Linked DNA regions of Homo sapiens: regions 2 and 3 are each linked to region 1. Evidence: chromatin contacts called from ENCODE Hi-C or POLR2A ChIA-PET data. All regions are on one chromosome and are shown on one strand. The core of a region is the stretch at or near the end of the contact, and the rest is flanking DNA. Distances in the headings are between cores, read along the strand shown.

Region 1 (4,837 bases), core at 687-3,186:
CAAAAGTCTTTCACTTACGTGTAATATTATTGTCAATTATACTCTACACAAGCCAGTGTTACTAGTGTTTGGCCACATCTACAACCAGTTTCTTAAATTAAAAAAAAAAAAATCAGATCGGTAACAATTTCACACAAGTTTTCTACATTCCACAAAAGGGTATTTTGTTCAAGTTTCAGGAGTCTTTCAGCCACCAGAAGTGTTAGTAGCGCTTTCTGGAATGGAGTACCAGAAAGCAGGCTGGCTACAACTGTTAATTGTCCAGTTGAAGTAAAGAGAAACATCTCCATAATTACCGAAAATGCTTGTAAGATTTAATTCTCCAATATGACCACACCAAGTTTGCTGACATCCATGTTCACCACAACATGTTTATGCATACACTCTTCCCTGATTATGGTTGTAATCGAGAGACTAATAAGGCCTGTATCTGAACAGAACCATGTTCAAATTAAATGACTGTAAAGTGTTTGAGGATGCGGGCGGGTAATTAAAGACGGTTAAACACGATTATAATCTAATGTAAACAAGACACAAGACCCCCACCCCAGTGAAACACGCCACCATACAGGCTTGCTGCAGTTACACTAGTATCACGTTAACCCGAATCATGAAGTCTTACCTTCAAAACAATTTCATTAAATAACTAGGAATGTGTACAGCACTTGACATCATATAACGTACTATGATACGCAGCAGGAGATATCCACTGCCACATTCTGGGCCCTCACTCCCTGCCCCGCACAGTCTCGATCACTGCTGGGTTCACCCTCTTTTTATTCTATCCACTTACCAAGAAGCACAGCTGTGGCCAGTTGTGGATAAAATATCTATAGGTATAAATGGAGTAGGGTTCGGACAGATCTTTGGTGATCAGTCTCATGATATCGGGCATTTGTAGCTCGGATTCATATCGGACATATCGTATCGTCCGATCCTCCCCAGGCTCAACCTCCCTGCCCGAAGGGCTTCTTAAGCTGCAGTCGGCGGTCAGGGACGAAGACAGCAGCCGCACCTGCTCGTCTTCCTCCTCCTCCTCCTGCTCGGTGCCCTCGGCCAGTCCATTGCGGGCCGCCGCGGGATCGCTCGCCGCCGCTGCCTCCACCGGGCTGGGGACCGCAGTTCTTGCATTACTAGAGAGGGAGTGAGGGGGCCTCTCGCCCGAGTGTACCCCGGCTCCTTTTGTTGCAGTCGCTCTGGGGCCTCCGTCAGGGGTGGCTGTGGTCGCGGCCACCTCTGCTACGCTCAGGACCTTGCTCTTGAGGGAGGCGGCCGCCCGGAGGTGCCGCAGTTCGGGGCTAATCAATCCGTTGAGCTGCTGCTGCTCCTGCGGCGGCTGAGGGCAGCGGAGGCACGGATGCCCCTTGGCCGCCACCGTCGCCGACTCTCCGCCCGCCGGGCTCCTGCTGCCGCCGCCTTCGTGCTCTTCGTCGTCCTCCTCGTCCTCGCTGCAGCAGGCGAGGGCGGCCCCCGCCGGGAAGGGACAGCGGGGCTCGACCGCCGCCGGGGCCGGAGGTGCTGGTGGTGGGAGGAGGCTGCTAGGCCCAGGCGGTACCTCCGCCATCCTAGAAGCGACACAGACCGAGAGGGGAGGCCATGAAACCCGGCCGAGGAGCGCGGAGAACAGGGGGCGACGGATGGGGGGCGGCCGAGGTGGGGGGAACAAAGGCAGAAACCGTCCCTCACGGAGCTGCCCCCCAATTCCCCGCCACCCCCCCGCTCTTCAGCGCCGCCCAGCTGCTCAGCCGGCCACCGTCCCCGTCCGCCCGGGCCCACCCGCCAGCCCTGTCACTCGCGGCCCCTCCTCACGGCTCACCCCGCACGGGTCCCCGCCGCCGCTGCCGCCACTCCTCTTCCTCCGCCACCGCCGCCGCCTCCTTCGCAGCCGCGGCAGCCTCCACAGCCGCCAAGGTTCTCACTCAGCCGCCGTCGCCGTAAAGCGCCTCAGCTGTTAGGCCGGGTAAAGTTTCCTGGGCCTGGCTTTACGACACTTCCCTGCCTGCCGGCTGCCCGGGCCAAGAGAGAGGGGCGTGGAGGGAGGTGACCTGTGGAGGGGCGGGGACAAAGGTGTCTCCTGCGGGCTGCGGGGAAGGCCGCGTGCTAGTGGGTGGGGCTGTGGGGCCGGGAAGTTGCAGAGGGCTTTGGAGTCACAGGCTCCCAAACCCTCTTCCTCGGTTTGGGGGCGCCTCAACCTGCGGTGCTTGCCACGCGGGGCCGGGGAGGGATGGACCGGGCAGGCGCTCCCTGCTTAAAGTCTACCGCGCACTCCGAGCTGTAGCGAATCTCGCCAATTCGGGGCCTGTGGAACAAGCCGTTTACAAGTCACCTAAAAATGCCCTTTTAAAGCTGCACAGCGTTTAATGTTTGCCCTGACCAGGGGCAAGGAGGATGGGGGAGGAGCGATTAAAAATGGAGCAAATCAGAGAAGCCGACCGAAAAAGAAAGGAAGATTTGAGCTGTGAAAATATGGGGATGGCTGTCGAAACGTGGTGGTTTGCAGTGTGAATTAAGTTCAGCTGGCCCTTGCCACTTTGAGGCAAGGGAGTCAGCCCTCTTCCTCTCCCTCCTTACTCTGCTCCTCGCACCCAGTAAAATTGGAGGCAAAAGTGACTGACAGGTGTTGGGCAATTGCTAGCACACCTGGGGAAGGGTTAGAGAGAGGTGGTGAAAGAGAGTGACCAGGGCTAAGAAGCACACTCCTAAACTTGTGACACAAATAGGTTAGGAAGCACTGGTAAACAGGTGGCCTGATCCTCCCAGGGGATCTGCCTATCGAGTGCAAAGGGGATAGAACTTGAGCTTGTGGCTGGGCGCCTTCTGCTCTAGTCCACAATTGACTCCCGGCAGGTCTGAGCTGAGACAGGTAGTGTAACTCACCCGCTCACTGAACAAATTCGGTTTTGTTAAAAACCTGATTTATAGAGCTGGTCTGGTGTGCCGCAGATGGACGTTTTCAATATATAATTCTATGACGGAACACGTTTGCAACTTTTTGCCGTAATCTAAACTCTATGTATAAAGTATTTATTATGCTCGCAGATTCTGTGCCTCTGAAATCCAGACAGAGCACAACTGGGATGGCTTTTCTCTACTCCATTATGCGTAGAGCTTCAGTTGGAAGACTCTAAGGCTGAGGAGTAGAATTATTTGAAAACTTCACTTTCACCGCTGATGGTTGATGCAGGATAAAGGCTGGAGGCCTCAGTTCTAGTCCATGTAGACCTCTCCCGGTGGTCTTTTAGCATTGATTGGTTTGGGCTTTGTCACAGCCTGGTGGCTGGGTTCCACGGCAAGTATCGTGCGAGAAAGTCAATCAGAAGCATATTACCCATTATAACCTAGCCTTAGAAGTCATGTAGTCTCTAGCCAGGTGCGGTGCCTCACGCCTGTAATCCTGGCATTTTGGGAGGCCCAGGCGGGAGGATCTCTTGAGGCCAGGAGTTCGAGACCAGCCTGGCCAACACAGTGAAACCTCATCTCTGCCGAAAAATACAAAAATTAGCCGGGCGTGGTAGCTCATGCCTGTAGTCCCAGCTACTCAGGAGGCTGAGGAGAATCACTTGAACCCGGGAGGCGGAGGTTGCAGTAAGCCGAGATTGCGCCACTGCACTCCAGCCTGGGCAACACAGGGAGACTCCCTCTCATCAAAAAGAAACAAAAAACAAGTTATGTAGTGTCAGTTCTGCTGCATTGTATCTAGGCAGACACAAAATTATATCCAGTTTTGACAGGAGGGGAAATAGACTCTACTCTTGGTGGAGAGAGGCAAGGTTCTCAAAGAGCATATGGGACCAGAAATATTGCTGTGGCCATTTTCAGAATGTATAACTTGCTACAGATACATTGAAAACCTCCTAAACACCTTGATGTGTGGGGGATATAAATGAGATGTATAAGTACAGCGTGATCCCTTTTCTGTCTTTTAAAAAGCACAAAACAAAACCATGTTTCCAAATGTGCATACATTGTTTAAAGATACATGTTTTTCAAAGTTTCTAAGTGTAACCTGGGTAGTCAGCCAATGAAACAATGATCTGTTCAAATCATGGTGGAAAAACTGGCCCAAGAGGCACCAGATAATTCCATAAGAGATGTTTAAGGGTGAATTTTACTTAGAAAAATACCTCTCAGTAATTTACTTTTAAATGTAAGCCCTTCCTAAAAAGCATGTACCTTCACTGTAGTGAATGAATGGCAGCAGGCCTTCCTGTTCTTTCTGTGTTGCAACTTGGCATTGAGCTCTGTCACACTGAGGAGCTGACCAGATGTTGTCTCAAAGTGGTTTTCAGAAAGTCAAGAGTTGTAAGGACCTTCTTGAGGCCAGGGAGTAAATGTTAGTCACTTTGTATTCACATATCAAACACATAAAAGGGAAATTGTTAAGCTTTTTGACTGAAGTACACCAGTCTCTCATTCAGTAACCTAGAATGCTTATAATGACAAAGTAAATTCTGACCTCCTCAATAACTAGTGGGGTAATTCTAATGTCTCAGCCCCAGTGATTTTTCTTTATATCCCAGTATTAAAATTACAATGTTGGCCTTCTAAATCAGATGACATCTCTAAAAAAAATTGCCTTTATAACTTATGAAATCTTTTCTATTTGATTCATGTTTACTTGATAGGATGATAGCACTATTTTAGGCATAGAAATAGGATTAGTTCACTCTAATGCTTTAGACATATTTACTATTATGAGACTCTGAAAAAACAACTACCTCCATGAGCAATACTTCATAGGAAAGAATGGGCTCAGAGCAAGGTGAGTGTAGCAGTGATACTCTTCTGTGTGGTTAGTTGATATTTTCATTGTTTTGTAATATCCTATGAAGCAACA
Region 2 (4,837 bases), core at 888-3,387, 4.2 Mb after region 1:
TTCCAAGACGGAGTCTCGCTCTGTAGCCCAGGCTGGAGTGCAGTGGCGTGATCTCGGCTCACTACAAGCTCCGCCTCCCGGGTTCACGCCATTCTCCTGCCTCAGCCTCCCGAGTGGCTGGGACTACAGGTGCCCGCCACCACGTCCAGCTAATTTTTTGTATTTTTTTTTAGTAGAGACAGGATTTCACCATGTTAGCCAGGATGGTCTCGATCTCCTGACCTCGTGATCTGCCCGCCTTGGCCTCCCAAAATGCGGGGATTACAGGCGTGAGCCACCGCGCCCGGCCTTAGTACTTCTTTTTTTTTTTTTTTTTTTTTTTTTTTTTTTTTTTAACAGAGGATAATGTTAACGGAAATTGTGTAGTCAAGAGTTAAAATCTGGCCAAAATAATCTGACCAGATAGTTATATAGTTAGGCTACATTCTATCAAGAAACATAAAGGAATAGAGATATTTTAAATGTTGTGATATTCCTTATTTATAATCCCCTTCATAGTACTTTTCATACTGTACTATAATATAATGTATCTGTTTACTTGTCTGTATCCCCCTCTAGGCTGTAAGTTCCTTGAAGAAAGAAAGAACTCTCTCCCATTCTCTCTTATAGTAGAAGTTAGCATAGAGGTGCCTGGCATATAGGTGGCCAGACACCTATTCAAACCCTGTAGAATGAATGCTTTTACAGCTAGTAAACAGACCAAAGCCCATACCCAATATCATATGCTGCATATTGTCAATAGAAATACTGGAGGAGCAACTGGGAAGCAGGCACTCAGAAATTTTTTTTGAGTGGTAAAGAGGGTCCTGATCTTAGATGCTTTCAGTCAGAGCTGCAGTATACAGTTGGATAGGTTGTTCACTGCACAAGGTTAACCAGCTAAGGGCACTAATTGGGGCAGAAAATCCAGCCTGTATTCTACTTGACAAGCCATCAACTCCAACACCGCTCTGTATCTGCCCACAGGAAGCAATGCCTTTTTTCAAATTCCTACAAAGGCCCTGTACAAACTTCAGATAGTCTTGATTTAAATAATGACAGAGTAATAATGTCTGACAGGTTACATCTCAGGAGCAAGAAAAATTGCCCTACCAATCTGATTCCACCAGAGAGTAAAAGAAATAGTGAAGACTGTCTATTCTTAAAATGAAAACACTGAGGTTGGAGATGGTTTTTCTCTGGATTCTCAACATAGGGTGATGTGCTTACAAAATAATTTTTTTTAAATAAAAAAGACCCACATAAGGGAGCCTCTGTATTCAACTTGATCCCAGAATATGAGTTACAGAATCAGAGATGCATAAAAATCTGGAAGAAACCTTAAAGTTCATAGAATTCCATTGCTAGAAGGAACTTTAGATATCATCTGGTCCAAGAATCTTAATTTTACAGATGAGGAAACCAAAAAGATCAGGAAGATTATGTGATTTGCCTGTGGATGGTTAGCAAAGCTAAATCTAGAACCTGGTTGTTTTCTACCTCTCAATCGAACACTCTTTACCACAGCTGGTTGGACTTGACATCATTATAATCAACTAAGACTGATTGCGCACCCACTGTGTGGGAGAGGCTGACATGGACTTGGTTTCCATCAAGGGCCTAGCAATGAGGTTGAGAAAACAGGAAATCCAAGCATCAAAAGATAAGTAATAATATGAGATGGCATATGAAGCAAGGTTTAGATTCCAGTTTCCCAGTGGGAGTGGTGACACCAAGGTGAGTGATGGGTGTGGGGTGGAGTGCCCTCGTATCCACCCACCTATGCGTCCTGGTTCTGTCTGGAGGCACCAGGGCCAGGTGACAAAACGTCCAGGCGAGGCCGCAGTAGGGCCTAAGGTCAAAAAGAGCAATGCTGAATCCTACATCCTGGGGCCCTCCTAACACGTAGCTTAAGGCTCTGGGCTCATGACCCACATTGTAAGGATGAGTGGGGTAAAGCCTATCCACATCTGGGCTGTGAATTCCAGAAGCGGGGGACCGAGGCAGCTGTGCATGAAGACCGCAAGGAAGGAGGAAGGGAGCCGAGGAGGCCCAAGAGCGGCGGGCGACCTGACACCACCCTGCCCTCCCAGCCAGAGGGGCAGGGGGGAACCCCGCGCGCGGCGCCGGTGCAGCCCGGGCTTCCGGGGCGGCGCACGCGGCCGGGGGGCGGGGCGGGGGCCGAAGCACCGCCTACGTCGGGCTGCGTGACAATGGGGCCGGCGGCAGAACGCAGCTGCGGCGGCTGCGGGTCTCGTGGGGGCGGAGCGGTCGCCGCTGCCGCCGCAGCTCGGGTCGGGATTTGAAAGATTAGAAACTTCGGGTGGAGAGGGCGGCGGCGTTGAATGTGTGGCGGAAGCGCTGGGGGTCACGGCTCCGCGCGCCGCCGGACAGCCGGCGGCGTCTCCACAGCATGAATTACCCGGGCCGCGGGTCCCCACGGAGCCCCGAGCATAACGGCCGAGGCGGCGGCGGCGGCGCCTGGGAGCTGGGCTCAGACGCGAGGCCAGCGTTCGGCGGCGGCGTCTGCTGCTTCGAGCACCTGCCCGGCGGGGACCCGGACGACGGCGACGTGCCCCTGGCCCTGCTGCGCGGGGAACCCGGGCTGCATTTGGCGCCGGGCACCGACGACCACAACCACCACCTCGCGCTGGACCCCTGCCTCAGTGACGAGAACTATGACTTCAGCTCCGCCGAGTCGGGCTCCTCGCTGCGCTACTACAGCGAGGGTGAGAGCGGCGGCGGCGGCAGCTCCTTGTCGCTGCACCCGCCGCAGCAGCCTCCGCTGGTCCCGACGAACTCGGGGGGCGGCGGCGCGACAGGAGGGTCCCCCGGGGAAAGGAAACGTACCCGGCTTGGCGGCCCGGCGGCCCGGCACCGCTATGAGGTAGTGACGGAGCTGGGCCCGGAGGAGGTACGCTGGTTCTACAAGGAGGACAAGAAGACCTGGAAGCCCTTCATCGGCTACGACTCGCTCCGCATCGAGCTCGCCTTCCGGACCCTGCTGCAGACCACGGGTGCCCGGCCCCAGGGCGGGGACCGGGACGGCGACCATGTGTGCTCCCCCACGGGCCCAGCCTCCAGTTCCGGAGAAGATGACGATGAGGACCGCGCCTGCGGCTTCTGCCAGAGTACGACGGGGCACGAGCCGGAGATGGTGGAGCTTGTGAACATCGAGCCTGTGTGCGTGCGGGGCGGCCTCTACGAGGTGGATGTGACCCAAGGAGAGTGCTACCCGGTGTACTGGAACCGTGAGTAGCGGGCCGGGGTTAGGGCAGGACGGGCTGCCCCTGCATGGGCCGATGCGCACCGGTGTGGGTTTGGGACTGGTCGCCGCGAAGAGGGAGGCGCGTGAGGCCTGGCGTTTGGCTGGGGCAGGATGGAGATTGAGCAGGGAGCGTCGGCAGCTGAAGGGTAAACGAGCAGATGGCAAAACCCAAGCTGCCTGGGGTCAGGAGGACTGGATACCTTCGGGGGTAGCGCCTCCTGGGTGAGCCGGGTGCTGCTGCCATCCCCTGGAAGTGATCCAGGACCGGATCCGCAGCCCGAGGTTTAATTTCGTGATCCTACCAGCTTTGTCCACCTGGGGATCTGGTTCTGTCTCATTTACCCTAAACAGCCTATGATTTAAATAGCGGCACGTCTTCTGGAGTAGGAAGGTTTGAGAGGATCTGCTCGAGAATCAACAGCTTAGTTATGGGTTCAGGAAAAGTAAAAGAATCCCTGGAGGGAAAGGAGATAGGTTGTTCCCACTGGGTGTGTTCGGAGAGGTGGAAAGCACTGCGTGAAGCAGCTCTGGCAAGTGGCTCCGCTCCCTCGGTGGAATACTGGATTCTGTCTCTTAGGTCCTCATTTACATATTTTTGTGTTTGCATCTTAACCTTGAAAAATTACCATTTCTATGCCTCGTCTTCCTCATTTGTAAAAGGGGAGAAATTGTACCTACCTCACGGGATTGTTGTGAAAGTAAATTAGAAAATATACTTCAAGGGCTTGGAACTATGGTTGGTACTTACGTGTGATATGAGTGTTAACAGTATTTATTAGACAACAACACAGACGGGTTTATAGTTAGAATAGGAGGAAGGTGACCGTAAATATCTGCCAGTGCATGCAGCAAATATTACGTATGTAATATATAGGAGATATTCAATAGTCACAGAAGTTACTGACCACCAGTATTATAATATGTAATATACACTTTTAATTTTCGTGGGCCCAATGCCCTAACTTAGATGTCTTCATTGATTGTGACAACCTTTAGATCCTCCATACAACACTCTGCCCTCTATTAGATGGATTGATGACAGCTTCCTTTCTGTATGTTAGGACCTTACCATCGGCAGAGCCCGTCACCTTTATCTTTGTACTCTGATAGGGCCTAGTGCAATATATATTCAATAACTAGGTATTGAATTGCATCAGTGATTCTGATAATGTTAAAACATTCATATGTTAAGCATGACTTACTAAGATAGCAATTCCAACATGTGTCAAATCACCAAATAAAATAATAGCAGGAAATTTAATTTCTTACTGCACATTAAGATGATACTAAAGGCATTCATTACCATTTTTATAAGGTCAGATTTAGTGAGATCTGTTACATCATTCACTTTTTTAGATTATATACTCACTAAAGGCAGGGTATGTTTATATTCATTCAGTTCTTTCATATTCAGAATATTTATATGTGCATAACGGTACTCTTGTGAAGGCATTAAGAAAGATGGGGAAAAGGAAAATCCTTACCCTTTCAGAGCTTCCCACTCGGTGTTTCCTTCAAATGACTTAAACATAATCATAGATTTTTTTTCCTGAAGATAGAAGTACCAAGACTTAGTGGAGTCAGAAAGTT
Region 3 (4,837 bases), core at 1,101-3,600, 3.6 Mb before region 1:
AAATAGATCTGCTTCTACTGACAAAGCCAATTTGTTAATTCATTCTATTAGCCATGTGGTGCTAGATGCTAAGAATAAGGTCCAGTTATAAAGGATTTTTCTATTTTTTAAATTTTTTAGACAGGATCTCACTCTGTCACCCAGGCTAGAGTGCAGTAGCCCAATCATGGCTCACTGCAGCCTCAACCTCTCAGGCTCAAGCAGTCCTCCCAAGTAGCTAGGACTACAGGCGCACTCCACCATACCAGGCTAATTTTTGTATTTTGGGCAGAGATGGGGTTTCACCATCTTGCCCAGGTTGGTCTCAAACTCGTGGGTTCCAGTGATCCGCCTGCCTTGACCTCCAGTTGTAAAGGATTTCAGTTTAGTGGGAACATTAATTTCCAAACATATCATTGTAACAATTATAATAACAGAATGAATATACAAAGTACTATGAAAGCACAGAATATCCAGGATTGTCTTCTATTTTGGGCAAACTGGCCTACAAGCTAAGTCCTGAAACATAAAAAAGAACAGGCACAAAACACATGTCTGGCCTCTGAAAGTGAAATAAGACTACTTAACAATACAAAGAGACAGCGAGGAATGAAAAGATTATGTGTTGTATTTGCACTCACAAAATTGCTATTTGGAAGTTAATCTGCATGGCTTTGATTCACTTTGGCCAAGGAGATACAATGAATATGCCACTCTTAAGTGTCATATTTCATTATAAATGAAATGTGGATCAAGTTCCCATTTTTAAAAACTAGTCACACTTCTGTGTATTTAAGAAGCTATGTAGTAGCCCTCCAAGGTACACACTAGCAACAAGAATAACAAGAAAAATGCTAAAACCCCAGAAATAACTAACTAGAAATTGTATAATAGCAGCTTCTGGAATCTATCTCTCTACTTCTCCGTATATTATCAAAATGGAAAAAAAAATTTGATGCTAAAATATGAAGACTCACCTAAATCCAAAGACACCGGTATTAGCCAAAACATAAGCTAAGCCAAGGATGCCACTTCCCATGATGGCATTCATCAAATTAAACACTGATAAACCAAATGAAACACCTGGGGATCGCTGTCTGTGAAGTTCCTGTAAGCACACAAATTTAGTAGTGTTAAATGTTTGGACGGTGAAGTTAAAATTTCGTAAAGAAATTCCATAAATGAAAGATTATGGAAAAAAGCTGCAAACCACCAGGGTTTGTATGACACACTCGTTGCTTAACCAACACTAATTTCCTTTCCTTTCCTTCCCACCTCCCACTACTGCAGCTCCAGGAATCTAGGGTTTCTTAGGAAAATGATTTCCACCAGTACACAAGACAGGCAGAGTTCAGGAAGGGCCATGACTAACCTTGTGACTGCAAGAGATGAAGATAGGATGGGAATGGAGTGGGGAGAGAGAGGAGGGATAAGGCCTCAGCTCATGTGATTACTAAAGAATTGCTGAGTCAACCTGGGACTGCTGTGGGCAGTTGTTTCTCCTCAATTACTAGGACTGCACAACTAATCTCTACTTATATATCTAATGAATTAGTTCTACCAAACTGGAAGGATGGTCAGGAATATCTTGCAATGACAATATTATAAACAGAAGCAATTCACGTTGTTCTGGCAGTATCCCTGAAAACATCCCCCTCCCCACAAACAGCACCGGGAACAAAGTCCTGGGAACAGTGTCTAGGACTCGAGTTAAAAAGCGGAGTGCCCACTGCACAGGCTTTAGGGTCAGGAACGTGCTATGCACTTACTACCAAGCCACTTCCATTCTACCGCTAAGAATTTCTGTATTAAAATGTTTATTATTTTCCCTCCCCCCATGACTAAGTCGGAAGAGGAAAATCCTGTGACTCTTGCAAAGACCTCACGAGACTGGTGGAGAAAATAAGGTGACAAAAATACTAACTAACAGCAGTGAGTACATAATCCTAGGGCCGCTCATCCCATCATGTTCGCAGCTTCCACTCAACGCTGCATCTCTTCCACCCGACGCTTTTCATCTTTTCTTTCTAGAGTATGCTAGGCTGCTATCACGTTCATAACTGCGCCAATCTCATCTGAATCTCGGCGGCTGCCTTCAGACCCCATCCCCCAGGGTTCAGGCTCCAGCATCTCCCCTGTCCCGGTGCGGTCCTCCTTTTCTGGGTCTTATTTGGCAGGCACTTGAGGGAAGCCGGAGGGCGTCAGCGCGGGGAAGCGAACACAGCCCACTTACGTTGCTTAGCAACGGACTCAACTCTTCGGCCTCCGCTTCTTCAGGCTGCTGGACAGAGACATACCAGCCCCGCTCAGCGTTGAAGCTCCCCCAGGACGCCTCCATGCTGCTCTCCAGCTGACTACCAGTTCCATCTACGAGCCTCTACCCCTGCCCTGCGCTCCAGTCGTCGGTCGCGCCAGAGGCGGAGCTTTGAGCCCGGCCCTTCCGGCATTCCGTACTTCACCAGGGCCTGGAAGGAGAGGAGCGAGTCGACTTGATCTGATGACGCGCGCCCTCTTCGCGGCGAACAGTGATGATGTCATAGAAGACCCGCCCATCCACCCGCGACCCACATCCGATCGGTACCGGAGCGGGAGGTGAGGGGTCGGCTCGCGGATCCAGCTGCAGAGCGACGTGGGGAATTGGAATGGTGCTTTGGTGAGGTGGCGGCCGCGTTAGGGGCTAATGGTCCAGGGGAGGTACCAGCCCGCCCAGGGCTGCTCTCTGCCATGTGCTGCCTGGGCACAGAAACATCGCGAGGTCACCCACCCGCCTAGGTGCTGAGCTTAGTTTCGAGGTTCTGGATAGTAAGGAATGTTTCAAAAGCCTTTCGCCACATTTTACTGGTGGGAAAACCGAGACTTATAGTAATTTATCCAGGGTCACCCAGCTGGTCAGCTGCTAGAACCAATTTGATCTCTGACGGTGAAGTTAGACTTCGTTGCTTTACAGGATTCTGGGACAGGGCCCTTTCCCCTTACAAGTAAATTCTTTGGTATTTTAGAAGACAGTGAATAACTGATACTATGCATATAACAATCAGCAAAGCTCTCGTCCTCAAAATACAGAAGCCTCTAGTTAAAGGCAGGACATGTGGCAGTAAAGCATCGAAAACAAACAACAGAGCAATATATTAAGAACACAAGCACCGAAGTCAGTCAAAACTAGGTTTTAATCCATGTTTAGCCACTTATCAGCTGGGAGACTTTGGGTGGGTTACCTTACGTCTGAGCTTTAGTTTACTTATTTACAAAATGAGGGTGCAATACTGCACACCTCCCAAGATTCATAATGTACATAAAGCATTTAGCGCAGTATCTGACACAATAAGCACCCATGAGACTATCCTAATAAATATCACCACTAGTAATGGTCATGTATAATGACTATTTCATTTACAGATGACCATTTAACTCATACTTCAGTCTTCCAATCCCAAATGTATTATCTAGAAAATTGTGGGTGAAGAGGATCATTGAGTATGGCTAATGGATCACTAAGCCCTCTGAACTGGGAGCAGATGGGTTGAAGGTGTAAATTTAATATATACCACTATTATCTACCACTAATACGACTTCCTGAAGAAGTCATCCTAGTCTGGAAAAGATAGTATACTTCCCACACATCACTAAACGTTTTATTTGTCAGCATTTAGCCCGTTATTTGAGATAGTAGAATTTAGATTTTTATTCTCAAAAGCTGTCGTGTGTGAATTTTTTTTTTTTTTTTTTAAGGATCTTATGGAGGCCATTTGGATTCTCAGGAAGATTTCTGAAACTGGAAAGCCATAGCATAACTGAATCAAAATCGTTGATTCCAGTAGCTTGGACATCCCTGACACAGATGCTTTTGGAAGCACCTGGTATTTTCTTATTGGGTCAAAGAAAAAGATTCTCAACCATGCCAGAAACAGAAACACATGAGAGAGAGACTGAATTGTTTTCACCACCTTCTGATGTCCGAGGCATGACAAAACTTGATAGAACAGCTTTTAAAAAGACAGTCAACATTCCAGTGCTTAAAGTGAGGAAAGAAATAGTCAGTAAATTGATGCGATCCCTAAAAAGGGCAGCATTGCAGCGCCCAGGCATAAGACGTGTGATTGAAGATCCGGAAGATAAAGAAAGTAGACTAATCATGTTGGATCCCTATAAAATATTTACTCATGATTCCTTTGAGAAAGCAGAACTCAGTGTTTTAGAGCAGCTTAATGTCAGTCCACAGATCTCTAAATACAATTTGGAACTAACATATGAACACTTTAAGTCAGAAGAAATCTTGAGAGCTGTGCTTCCTGAAGGTCAAGATGTAACTTCAGGGTTTAGCAGGATTGGACATATTGCACACCTAAACCTTCGAGATCATCAGCTGCCTTTCAAACATTTAATTGGTACGTGTGTCATAGTAATATTCATGTATTTGAAGGGAATTTGCAAATTGTTAATTTTAGCTTTAAAAATTATTTTTTTTAATGCCAAGTTACAGAGGCAGAACATTTTATCATGTTAACTTTAAGCTAGATCTTGAGCTACATACCCTCTTTTGAGGGCCATTTTGAAATATCTTCTTTAGTCATAGCAAGTTCCAAATACTGGTCCAGGCTTTTGTGTACAACAATACATCAGTGTAGATTAAACTTGAATCACATGCTTTGGCAGCTACATTGAGGAGAGATCTTTTTGGTACACAAGACTTGTTAGGCCTTCAGGGCTATGTTAAATACTAGGTTTCATAAATTTGGGTACTTTATAGTCAAAAGTGCAAGATGTTTACTTATGCTTTCATTGATTCAACCAATTGAGCCTCTTCTATATGTCAAGCACCATACTGTCCTGTTACACATTTCTTTTGTTTTTATTGATG

What was found. A loop is a pair of places that touch in the nucleus more often than their neighbours do. ChIA-PET counts read pairs that join two places held with the same protein, here RNA polymerase II (POLR2A). Pooled maps may share reads with other maps.
Region 2: a map of B cell shows a loop between it and region 1 (20-fold over the local background). The contact joins the promoter of DDHD1-DT here to the promoter of NAA30 in region 1. A Hi-C loop is called at or near these places in 2 of 168 maps with a recorded cell type or tissue (B cell and CD4-positive, alpha-beta T cell) and 7 of 50 pooled maps. POLR2A ChIA-PET finds 5 or more read pairs at or near these places in 2 of 52 experiments (T-cell and naive thymus-derived CD4-positive, alpha-beta T cell).
Region 3: a loop to region 1 is called in a pooled map, with 19 times the contacts of the local background. The contact joins the promoter of SLC38A6 here to the promoter of NAA30 in region 1. A Hi-C loop is called at or near these places in 6 of 50 pooled maps. POLR2A ChIA-PET finds 5 or more read pairs at or near these places in 2 of 52 experiments (Caco-2 and IMR-90).

Annotation. Positions count from the first base shown.
Region 1 is chr14:57,387,685-57,392,521 of GRCh38, reverse strand. It overlaps NAA30 (N-alpha-acetyltransferase 30, NatC catalytic subunit), which reads right to left and starts at 1,936. Exons shown (of 5, transcript NM_001011713.3): 1 at 1,817-1,936; 2 at 794-1,565. The coding sequence starts at 1,564. RefSeq lists silencers at 1,409-1,558, 1,689-1,828 and an enhancer at 957-1,952.
Region 2 is chr14:53,150,654-53,155,490 of GRCh38, reverse strand. DDHD1-DT (DDHD1 divergent transcript) reads right to left here and starts at 2,137. Exons shown (of 3, transcript NR_110062.1): 1 at 1,760-2,137. It overlaps DDHD1 (DDHD domain containing 1), which reads left to right and starts at 2,168. Exons shown (of 13, transcript NM_001160148.2): 1 at 2,168-3,230. The coding sequence starts at 2,393. RefSeq lists a silencer at 1,993-2,322 and enhancers at 3,143-3,342, 3,363-3,412.
Region 3 is chr14:60,978,758-60,983,594 of GRCh38, reverse strand. SLC38A6 (solute carrier family 38 member 6) reads right to left here and starts at 2,350. Exons shown (of 16, transcript NM_153811.3): 1 at 2,213-2,350; 2 at 957-1,087. The coding sequence starts at 2,317. It overlaps TRMT5 (tRNA methyltransferase 5), which reads left to right and starts at 2,516. Exons shown (of 5, transcript NM_020810.3): 1 at 2,516-2,632; 2 at 3,709-4,364. The coding sequence starts at 2,622. RefSeq lists an enhancer at 2,247-2,626.